Regions from separate parts of the Homo sapiens genome. Here region 2 is linked to region 1. The links are chromatin contacts, found by Hi-C or POLR2A ChIA-PET in ENCODE. All regions are on one chromosome and are shown on one strand. The core of a region is the stretch at or near the end of the contact, and the rest is flanking DNA. Distances in the headings are between cores, read along the strand shown.

What was found. A loop is a pair of places that touch in the nucleus more often than their neighbours do. ChIA-PET counts read pairs that join two places held with the same protein, here RNA polymerase II (POLR2A). Pooled maps may share reads with other maps.
Region 2: a pooled map shows a loop between it and region 1 (2.5-fold over the local background). The contact joins two enhancer-like sites. A Hi-C loop is called at or near these places in 1 of 50 pooled maps. POLR2A ChIA-PET finds 5 or more read pairs at or near these places in 2 of 52 experiments (WTC11 and activated naive CD4-positive, alpha-beta T cell).

The regions. Positions count from the first base shown.
Region 1 is chr10:69,350,492-69,355,378 of GRCh38, forward strand. The region is part of intron 2 of HK1 (hexokinase 1); the gene reads left to right. Among named protein-coding and RNA genes, the nearest start is that of HK1, 34 kb to the left of the region's middle. Within about 2 kb of position 2,225, at least 2 of the 41 ENCODE cell types and tissues checked have a DNase peak (open chromatin) inside an H3K27ac peak, as active enhancers do.
Region 2 is chr10:69,470,959-69,475,845 of GRCh38, forward strand. The region is part of intron 1 of TSPAN15 (tetraspanin 15); the gene reads left to right. Among named protein-coding and RNA genes, the nearest start is that of TSPAN15, 22 kb to the left of the region's middle. RefSeq lists an enhancer at 4,095-4,389. Within about 2 kb of position 2,618, at least 6 of the 41 ENCODE cell types and tissues checked have a DNase peak (open chromatin) inside an H3K27ac peak, as active enhancers do.

The DNA of each region.
Region 1 (4,887 bases), core at 975-3,474:
CTCTACTAAAAAATACAAAAATTAGTTGGGCGTGGTGGTGCATGCCTGTAGACCCAGCTACTCGGGAGGCTGAGGCAGGAGAATTGCTTGAACCCGGGAGTTGGAGGTTGCAGTGAACCAAGATTGCGCCATTGCACTCCAGCCCGGGCAACAGTGTGAGACTCCATCTCAAAAAAACAAACAAACAAAAACATGAAATAAATAAATGTTTAGGTGAACATTAAAACAGCAAATTAATTAAGTAAAATATTAAAATAAAAAGTACCGATCATTTCATCTCAGTGTAGTATTTGCTTTTGTGCCCCTTTTCCCCCTATGCACAAGTGGTTTATAGTTGTTTATCAGACTGAGCTTTCACTGTCTTCATTAGAGAATGAAGCAAAATAAAACCAAAGCTGGCCGGGCGCCGTGGCTCACGCCTGTAATCCCAGCACTTTGGGAGGCCAAGGCAGGCGGATCACGAGGTCAGGAGATCGAGACCATCCTGGCTAACACAGTGAAACCCCGTCTCTACTAAAAAAAAAAAAAAAAAAATTAGCTGGGCGTGGTGGCGGGCTCCTGTAGTCCCAGCTACTTGGGAGGCTGAGGCAGGAGAATGATGTGAACCTGGGAGGTGGAGCTTGCAGTGAGCCAAGATCACGCCACTGCACTCCAGCCTGGGCGACAGAGCGAGACTCCGTCTCAAAATTAAATAAATAAATAAATAAATAAATAAATAAATAAAACCAAAGCTAGGCCAGGCACGGTGGCTCACGCCTATAATCCCAGCACTTTGGGAGGCCAGGGCAGTCGGATCATCTGAGGTCAGGAGTTTGAGACCAACCTGGCCAAGGTGGTGAAACCTCGTCTCTACTAAAAATACAAAAAATGAGCTGGGCGTGGTGGTGGGTGGCTGTAATCCCAGCTACTGGGGAGGCTGAGGCAAGAGAATCGCTTGAACCCCGGAGGCGGAGGTTGCAGTGAGCCGAGATCGCGCCATTGCCGTCCAGCCTGGGCAACAAGAGTGAGACTCCGTCTCAAAAACAAAAACAAAAACAAAAAAAACAAAACAAAAAAACCCAAAGCTATAAGGAATCATGGAAGTTGAAGAGCCCCAGAAAAGAAGTGTAGCCATTCCTGATGTGCTGAAGTCTCTCTCTGGCCCCCACTTTCCTTGGGGATCCTTGTCCCTGAGTTCTGTCCAGGAGGCAGTTTTCATGGTTATACATTATGGCTTCGGATTCAAATGCTGACTCTGCCACTTACTGGTTGTGCGTTTGGGCAAGTTATCTAACCCCTCTTTACCTTTACTTGCTCATCTGTAGAATGGGCATCCTGACAGTACTGACTTCATAGGGTTGTGAAGATTGAAAATAAAAGGATACGTATAAGCACTTAGTGATTGGTACAGAAAGACTCAGTGAATGTTAGCTGATGGATGGTCAAATAAAATGTTTCTGATATTCTAGTGACTCACCTGCGAGGAGCTACTTCATACTGAATTCAATTTTTTCAGTTATTTCAATTTTTTTTTTTTTTTGAGACAGAGTCTTGCTCTGTTGCCCAGGCTGGAGTGCAGTGGCATGATCTCGGCTCACTACAACCTCCGCCTCCTGGGTTCAAGCGATTCTCCTGCCTCAGCCTCCTGAGTAGCTGGGATTACAGGCACCTACCACTACACCCAGCTAATTTTTGTATTTTTAGTAGAGACAGGGTTTCTCCATGTTGGCCAGGCTGGTCTCGAACTCCTGACCTCAAGTGATCCACCCGCCTCAGCCTCCCAAAGTTCTGGGATTACAAGCATGAGCCACTGCGCCCGGCTGAATTCAATTTTTTAACCTAGTGGTGGTGTAAAGTACTGTTGGAGTTAGGACTCCAATGGGAGCCCAAAGAAAATTCTATATTGATTTGAACAATGCCACAAAGTCGGGGTCAGAATTTCCACCAAATCTATGACACCTGCTTCCCAGCATTCTCCCTTGTTCTCTCTCTTTCCTTTGGACCACAAATAATTTAAAACCAGTGGCTTCATGTGATATATACATATAATGGAATATAATCGGTTCATAAAAAGGAATGAGGTACTGATCCACGCTACAGCATGGATGAGCCTTGAAAACCTTATGCCGGGTGAAAGAAGCCAGACACAAAGGACCTAATATTATACAATTCCACTTATATGAAATGTCTGGAATAGGGGCATCTGTAGAGCAGAAAGTACATTAGTGGTTGCTGGGAGATAGGGAGGTTGGGAGGAAATGGTGAATGGTTGTTAATGGGTATGGAATTTCTTTTGGGATGATGAAAATTTTCTAAAATTAGATAGTGGTGATGGTTGCACAACTCTGTAAATATGCTGAAAACCACTGAATTTTTCACTTTAAAATGGGTAAAAATTGTATGCTATATTATTATATCTCAATAAAACTGTTATTAAAAAAACAACCAACCAATATGTGAAATAATAAGAAATATACATGTTGGTCTCTGCCCCTAGTCTCTAGCATTTAGCTTCTAAAACCCTTGTAATTTCTTGAGCAATACAGGTGCTAGGAGAATCTTTGATCCTGGTCCTGACTCAGAGCTCCTAAATCCCTTGGAATTTCTTGGGTGATAGGAGAGTCTCTTTTGTTCCTTGGTGGGACCCTGGATAGCCTCAGGATGGGGGGCTGGTTGCCAGGGGGAACCAACCATGTGATCAGAGGGTTGCTGTCAGCCCCAACCCCCATGCCGCCTCCAGGGAGGGAGAGAGCCTGAAAATAGAGCGAATAAACCAATGGTCGATGATTTAATCAATCGCAACTGTGTAATGGTGCTTCCACAAAAACCTAAAACAGGCCAGGTATGATGGCTCACGCCTGTAATCCCAGCATTTTGGGAGGCCCAGGTGGGTGGATCGCTTGAGCCTAAGAGTTTGAGACTAGCTTGGGCAACATGGTAAAACCCTGTCACTACACAAAATACAAAAAAAAGTTAGCCAGATGTGGTGGCACGTGCCGGTAGTTCCAGCTACTCGGGAGGTTGAGGTGGGAGGATCGCTTGGGCTCTGGAGGTTGAGGCTGCAGTAAGCTGTGATCATGCAACTGCACTGCACTCCAGCCTGGGTGACAGAGTGTGACCCTGACTCAAAGAACAAACAAACAAAACCAAAAAAAAAAAAAAAAAGCAAAAAGAAGAAAACCTAGAATGACTGAGTTCTGGTAGCTTCTGTCTAGCTGAACACATGGAGGTTCCTGGGTGGCACATCTGGAGGGGGCATGGAAACTCCTGCCCTTTCTCCCATGCCCCTCCCTGTGTATCTCTTCCATCCAGTTCTTCATCTGTATTTATTGTAATATCCTTTATAGTAAATATGTAAATGTAAGTGAAGTGTTTTTTCTGGGTCTGTGAGCTGCCGTAGCAAACTAATGCAACCCAAGGAGGGGGTTGTAGGAACCCCGATTTATAGTGATCAGCCAGAAGCACAGGCCACAACCTGTGCTTGTGACTGGTGTCTGAAGTTGGAGGGAGGGCAGCCTCGTGTGAACGAGCCCTCGACCTGTGGGATATGATGCTATCTCCAGGTAGCTAGTGAAATAATTGAATTGAATTAGAGAGCATGGAGCTGGTGTTCACTGGAGAATTCACTGCAGAATTACTTGCTTGGTGTGTGGGGAAAAACCCACATGCATCCAGGGTCACAGGTGTGTTCTGTGTTGTGGTGAGTAGAGAAAAGGAAAAACATACTCTGGTTTTTCCTCTGTGTGTGTCTCACATGATGGCGTAACTGCTTTGTGCTTAATAAACAGCAAGCAGGGGTGCTGTATTAGTCCGTTTTCATACTGTTAAAAAGAACTGCCTAAGACTGGGTAATTTATAAAGGAAAGAAGTTTAGTTGACTCACAGTTCAGCATGGCTGGGGAGGCCTCAGGAAACTTACAATCATGGTGGAAGGAGAAAAGGCATCTTCCTCACAAAGCGGCAGGAAGGAGAAGTGCTGAGCGAAGGGGGAAGAGCTCCTTATAAAACCATAAGGTCTCATGAGAACCCACTCACTATCACGAGAACAGCATGGGGGGAACCACCTCCATGATTCAGTTACCTCCACCTGGTCTCTTTCTTGATATGTGGGCATTGTGGGGGTTACAACTCAAGATGAGATTTGGGTGGGGACACAAAGCCTAACCATATCAGGTGCCTTGAATGAATGAATGGACCACCAGTCCCTGTGACCAGGCAGCTAATGAGCATTTGCTGAGCTGTCCTGGGTGCCAAGGACAGAGAATCCCAAGTTGTGGTCTTTCCCTCAAGGAACTTGAGAACGAAGATAGGAACAGGCTGGGCGCAGTGGCTCATGCCTGTAATCCTAGCACTTTGGGAGGCCAAGGCAGGTGGATCACCTGTGGTCAGGAGTTTGAGACCAGCCTGACCAACATGGTGAAAACCCATCTCTACTACAAAATACAAAAATTAGCCAAGCATGGTGGTGGACACCTGTAATCCTAGGTACTCGGGAGGCTGAGGCAGGAGAATCACTTGAACCTGGGAGGCAGAGGTTGCAATGAGCCAAGATCACGCCATTGCACTCCAGCCTGGGCAATGGAGGAAGACTCCCTCTCAAAAAAAAAAAAAAAAAAAAAAAAGATAGGAACAGTGACATTCAATGTGAGAATTCCTTGGTTTGTTGTTTATTTCTTTATACCTTCATTAATTCCACAAGTATTTGCTCAGTTTTTACCTACATTCCAAACACCATTGTAAGTTCCAGAAATATAGCAGTGTGTCAGGGCTTATAGCTTGGTAGAATCAAATACAAAGATAAGTCAGCTTTATTGTTAAAAACAGAAAGCAAACCTTATTTTGTGTTGAAAATCAAAAGCTCAAGGGACCCAGAATAACCAAAGCAATCATGAAAAAGAAGAACAAAGC
Region 2 (4,887 bases), core at 1,368-3,867, 120 kb after region 1:
TGTATCCGTGTGGCTTGGTCCCTCCTCTACTCCAAGTCTTTGCTCACATGTCACCCTCCCTGGCCACACTGACGGCCCCTTTCCCCAGCTTCCCTAGCCTTCCTCCCCGTTTTATTTTTCTTAGTAGCACTTATAACCATAGCACAGTATATGTTTTTCTTACTTATTTGCCTCTGCGCAAGTAGAATGTGAGCTCCACCAAAGCTGGGATTTTTGTGGTTTTCTTTCATTGCTCTCGTTGCACACCCAGTTCTTAAAATAGTAGCTCCCAAAGTGGGTCTAGGGACCTCTGGGTTCCCCTTTCAGGGGCTCTTGTATCTAGAACCACTTTCATAGTAATAGTAAGACTCCCACTGCCACTCTCTTGGGAGCATGTGATGGAGTATTCCAGAGGCACCTGAACACTCGATGTGGCAGTGGAGCCAATGAGGAGCAGATCTGAGAATCCAGCTGCTTTCTTGGCAGCCAGACGTTAACATTTACAAACATGCAGAGCCCACGCCACTCTGCCCACTCAGTTTTTGTGTCTTTTGGGGGAATTTTTTAAATGAAAAATGCTATTTAACATATAAATCAATCTTTCTTTCTTTCTTTCTCTCTCACTCTCCCCTTCTCCCCACCTTCTCTCCCTCCCCTCTTCCCTCCCCTCCCCTCCCCTTCTCTTTCGACTCTGGTACCCAGGCTGGAGTGCAGTATTGCAATCTCGGCTCACTGCAGTCTTGATCTGAGCTCAGGCCATCCTCCCACCTCAGCCTCCCAAGTAGCTGGGATCACAGAGCCGTGCCACCACACCTGGCTAATTCTTCTTACTTTTTGTAGGGATGAGGGCTCCCTGTGTTGCCCAGGTTGGTCTCAAACTTCTGGACTCAAGTGAACCTTCAACTTCCACTTCCCAAAGTGCTGGGATTACAGGCATGAACCACTGCTCCCAGCTATCTCTTGTTATTTCTAAATGGGCTAATAAATATTTAAAATAAGTCTCAGTTTTAATTTATGGTAAATAATTGATGGATATCATCATAAACAAAAGCTCCAGAATCTTCAAACATTTTTAACAATGAAAAGGAGTTCTGAGACCAAAAACTTTGAGACCCACTGGCTTTAAACAATGCCTGGTGTGCAAAAACCACTCAGTCAATAGATGTCATGTGAATAAATGGACTTCTTGGCTTAACCCATGAGACCTGGCCTTGGTGCTCTTGCTTCTGTGAACCTCCCTGTTCGCCTCCCCTTCCCTCATCCTCTGCCTGTCCTTGATTCCAGCTCTGCTGACCTGACCTGCTGTTCCTGTGGTACCTTCATGGGCATCTGGAACTCCTTATCCCTATTGTCCACCTTAGGAATTCCTGCTTGTCCATTAAATGGACTCCGTTCAAACGTAACCTCCTCCAGGAAGCCTTCCCTGATCTTGCCTTTCTGATTTAGTGTCTCCTCTCTGGCGCCTTTGCACACTTGATCACATCTACCCCAGGGTTTTGCTGATTCCCACATGTGTTGGTGTGCTGGTATGTCTCTCACCAGACAGAGCTCCTTGAGGACAGGAACTCATCTTATCTGCTTATTCCAAATGTCTGGTACATAAGAGGTGCTTAGTGTATGTGGAATCAGTGAGTGCTGCCTTGGAATTCAGAATAGGGACTCCTCCCTCCCTGGAATTAACCCTGGACCAAAGAGGGTCTGAAGGGGAAATGGTTTCTGGCTTCTGACTTGGGTTTTGAAATGTCAGCATTACAACAGTGCTACATGGTTACTGGGGAAGAAGTAACATTTACTGAGCGCCTGCCGGGTCCCAGGAGCTTTTGCGTGGCATCTGGCTTCAGGATATTGTGGTTTGTTTGGCCATTGTGAACTGGCTTGGGCCCTAACCACTTTCTGTCTGGCTTCCATGAGGACAGTGTGGTCTTGTAACTAAGTCACCAAACTTCTGTGAACTTCTGGGACATCCTAACACATTTGCATAGTACGTGCAGACTGTGAAGTTGTTGAGGGCAAAGTTGTATGTGTGTTGCTGGATCTAGCCACCATGTCCTGTATGCTGTCCATAAGAGATACCCGGAATTCCCTGTCCAAAGGGCATAGTTAATACTCTCAATATCACTACCAGCAAGGGCTTCCCATTGTTGGTTTTATAGATATTCAGAAGTGGAGAGATATCCCTATAGCTGGGGTGATCCAGGAAGACTTCCCAGGGGAGGAGGGCATTTTGTTGTTGTTGTTTTTAGACAGAATCTTGCTCTGTCACCCAGGCTGGAGTGCAGTGGCACGATCATGGCTCGCTATAGCCTTGATCTCCTGGGCTCAAGCGATGGGAGGAGGGCTTTGAGCTGAGCTTGGAGGATGGGTATGAGCCCCTTTTGGCTTTAGTATTTCCAGGAAACTGTCTCCTTTCCAAGGCTGCTATGGGAGGCAGTGCTGGAGGTGTGTGCCTTCATCAAGGCTGGGGAGGGAAGGCATTGCTGTCCGCTTTAGGGTTTTACCCTTGCGGAAATGTGACATCCTTGGGCTGGGTGGGAGAGCAGAAGGCAGCCCGTGGGGGCGGAGTCAGAGCAGTGTGTGGGGCGAGAGGAGGAGGGGGGCCGCCCACAGTCTGCTGATGTGCCAGGATTTGAGGGGAATTTCCATGGACTCCCGGAGCAGTAGAGCAACCCTTGGGGTTGTCATGCCAACTGGGAAACTGAGGCTCAGAAAAGGTAAGGGACTTGCCCAAGGTCACAAAGAGTTGATAGCAGAGCTGGGATTGGAGCCTAGGGTGCCCATGTGGCCAGCCGCCCAGTGCTCCTTCCCTTTCCCCTTTGTCCTCTTTGGAGACATGAGCCCTTGGACTGGGGCCATTTATCTTCATTAAGGCCCTGCACGTTCCAGACACTTGAGATCTGATTGCCTCCTCTGCCTTCTATCCATAGTTCAGGGGCAAAGGGTACAGTTCCGATGTGGGATTCCATGCAAAGGGGGAAAGAATAAACCAAGGGCCACATATATAAAAAGCAATTTGATGCATTTCTTTTTTATATAGGAAACTACATCTAACATTAAAAACAAGATACATGAAATAATAATAAGCCTTAACATTGCCCAAGTTGTGTAGAGACAGTTTCTATATGCCTGATTCAGCCAGGTGTCCCCTGGGAGCCGGCAGTTCTGACTGAGCCTCACATCCTCGGCTCCTGCTGCTGGAGTTCCCTTCATCTCTGCCCACCCTCCTCCCCCCACCTGCTCTCCCCACCGCCTGCTCCTTTTCAGATGGCTCTCCCTTATGGCGGCTTCTCCTCTCAGCAGCCCAGAGGGGTCAGGACAGTGAGACCACAGGGCACTCCCATACCCCTTCCCTGGAACTCCTCTTGCCCTCACTTTGGGCCCCATGAGGATAACTCTCAGGCAGTCTCTAGGGAAGACCCTAGGCCAGTGGAGGAATAGGGGATGCATGAACCAGTTCCCAGACAGGATGGGCTCCGAAAGGCTGCCAGGACCTTGGACTGGAGGCTGTTGTATAGGACAAAGACCTCCTGTCATCTCTGTGAGCCCATGTCTCCTTTCAAAGGGTCTGAGAGAAGGAAGATCTGGGCCATCTTACTCACTTCTGCTGGTGGTGGCCTATAGTTACGAGTGGTGGAGGCTTAGCTGATTGGGTGCTGTGGGCTGCAGAGGGACACAGTCCTGGCCAGAGGAAGGAGGAGGAGGGGTGACCAGCAGTACTTTGACACAGGAATATACCCCTGAGCGGTTACCCTGGGAGGAAGCAAGCCCCACTCCAGCCCACCCCACCCAGCTCTTCATTCCTGGGCTCCCTAAGCCCATACCCAGAATTCCAGTCTCCTTTCCCCATTCCTACCCCGCAGCTAGAGCTCCAACCCCAGACAGAGGATGCTGCTGGCAGTGGCCTGAGCTGGGGACTTCCTGTCTCACTGCCAGGGCCAGACATCCAGGGTGCATCCGGGAGCACTGTCTTCTGCTCTGACTGACCTCTGGCTACTGAGTCAGCGGGGTCTGGGGGGGCCTGGCCGGAGGTCCACCCAGGGCTGAGATCTGGGAAGAAAATCACCAGACACCATTACCCATGTACGCTGGGGACACAGCCTTGGGAGGCAGGCCCGTGGCTCTCTTGGTTCAGACACATGGAAGGTGGGGAGAGAGAGACAGAGAGGTCTGGAGAGTGAGGGAGAAAGAAAACCAGGGGGAGGAGGGTGTTGGGTGGAGATGAAGTTGCTCTTGACTCTCCTTCCCATGGCTGTTTCTGTGGTTCTCCGATTAACCATGAGTCATTCTTATCCTTAAGCCTTGGAAGGCTCTGTTCCAGACTGGGATCATCGCAGAGTTCCTTCTTTGGGCTTACAGGCGTCTGAAGCCATAAACCATTTCTCAGATTTATTCTCCCAGCAGATATATTAGGCCAGTCCCTGTGCTCAGGGAGGGTCCAGTTGCATGAAGTCAAACTCTGTGCATCCTTCAGAGTCCTTCTCTGGTTTCCCCAGGAGGAAGTAATTGCTCTGCATCTTGTCTCAGAATGCCTTGGTCAGTTATTTGTTCTACCGCTTCTACCTGCCTGTCCCCAAACTCTTCCCCAAAACAGCCCAGGGCATGCCATCCCCACTCCCACCCTGTGCTTCATTTGTGGTTGTTCTGGATTAGAAATTCCACTCTCTGCCCTGGCTGGATTGAATAACTGGGGTTTGCAAAACTCCCAGCCTAGCTCCTTCACAGCCTGGAATGTGCTGTGTGCCTGTGGGAGTCTTAAATCAAGTATCTGCAACTATTGCCAACAGGAGGGGTAGCAAAACAGACTGGTGTGCCCACTTTGCTTCCTAGAGAGGTTTGTTTTCCAAAGGCTATGTTTGTCACCTTTGAACTGATGAACCCAAGACGTTAGATGTCTTTCTCCAGCTCAGACAC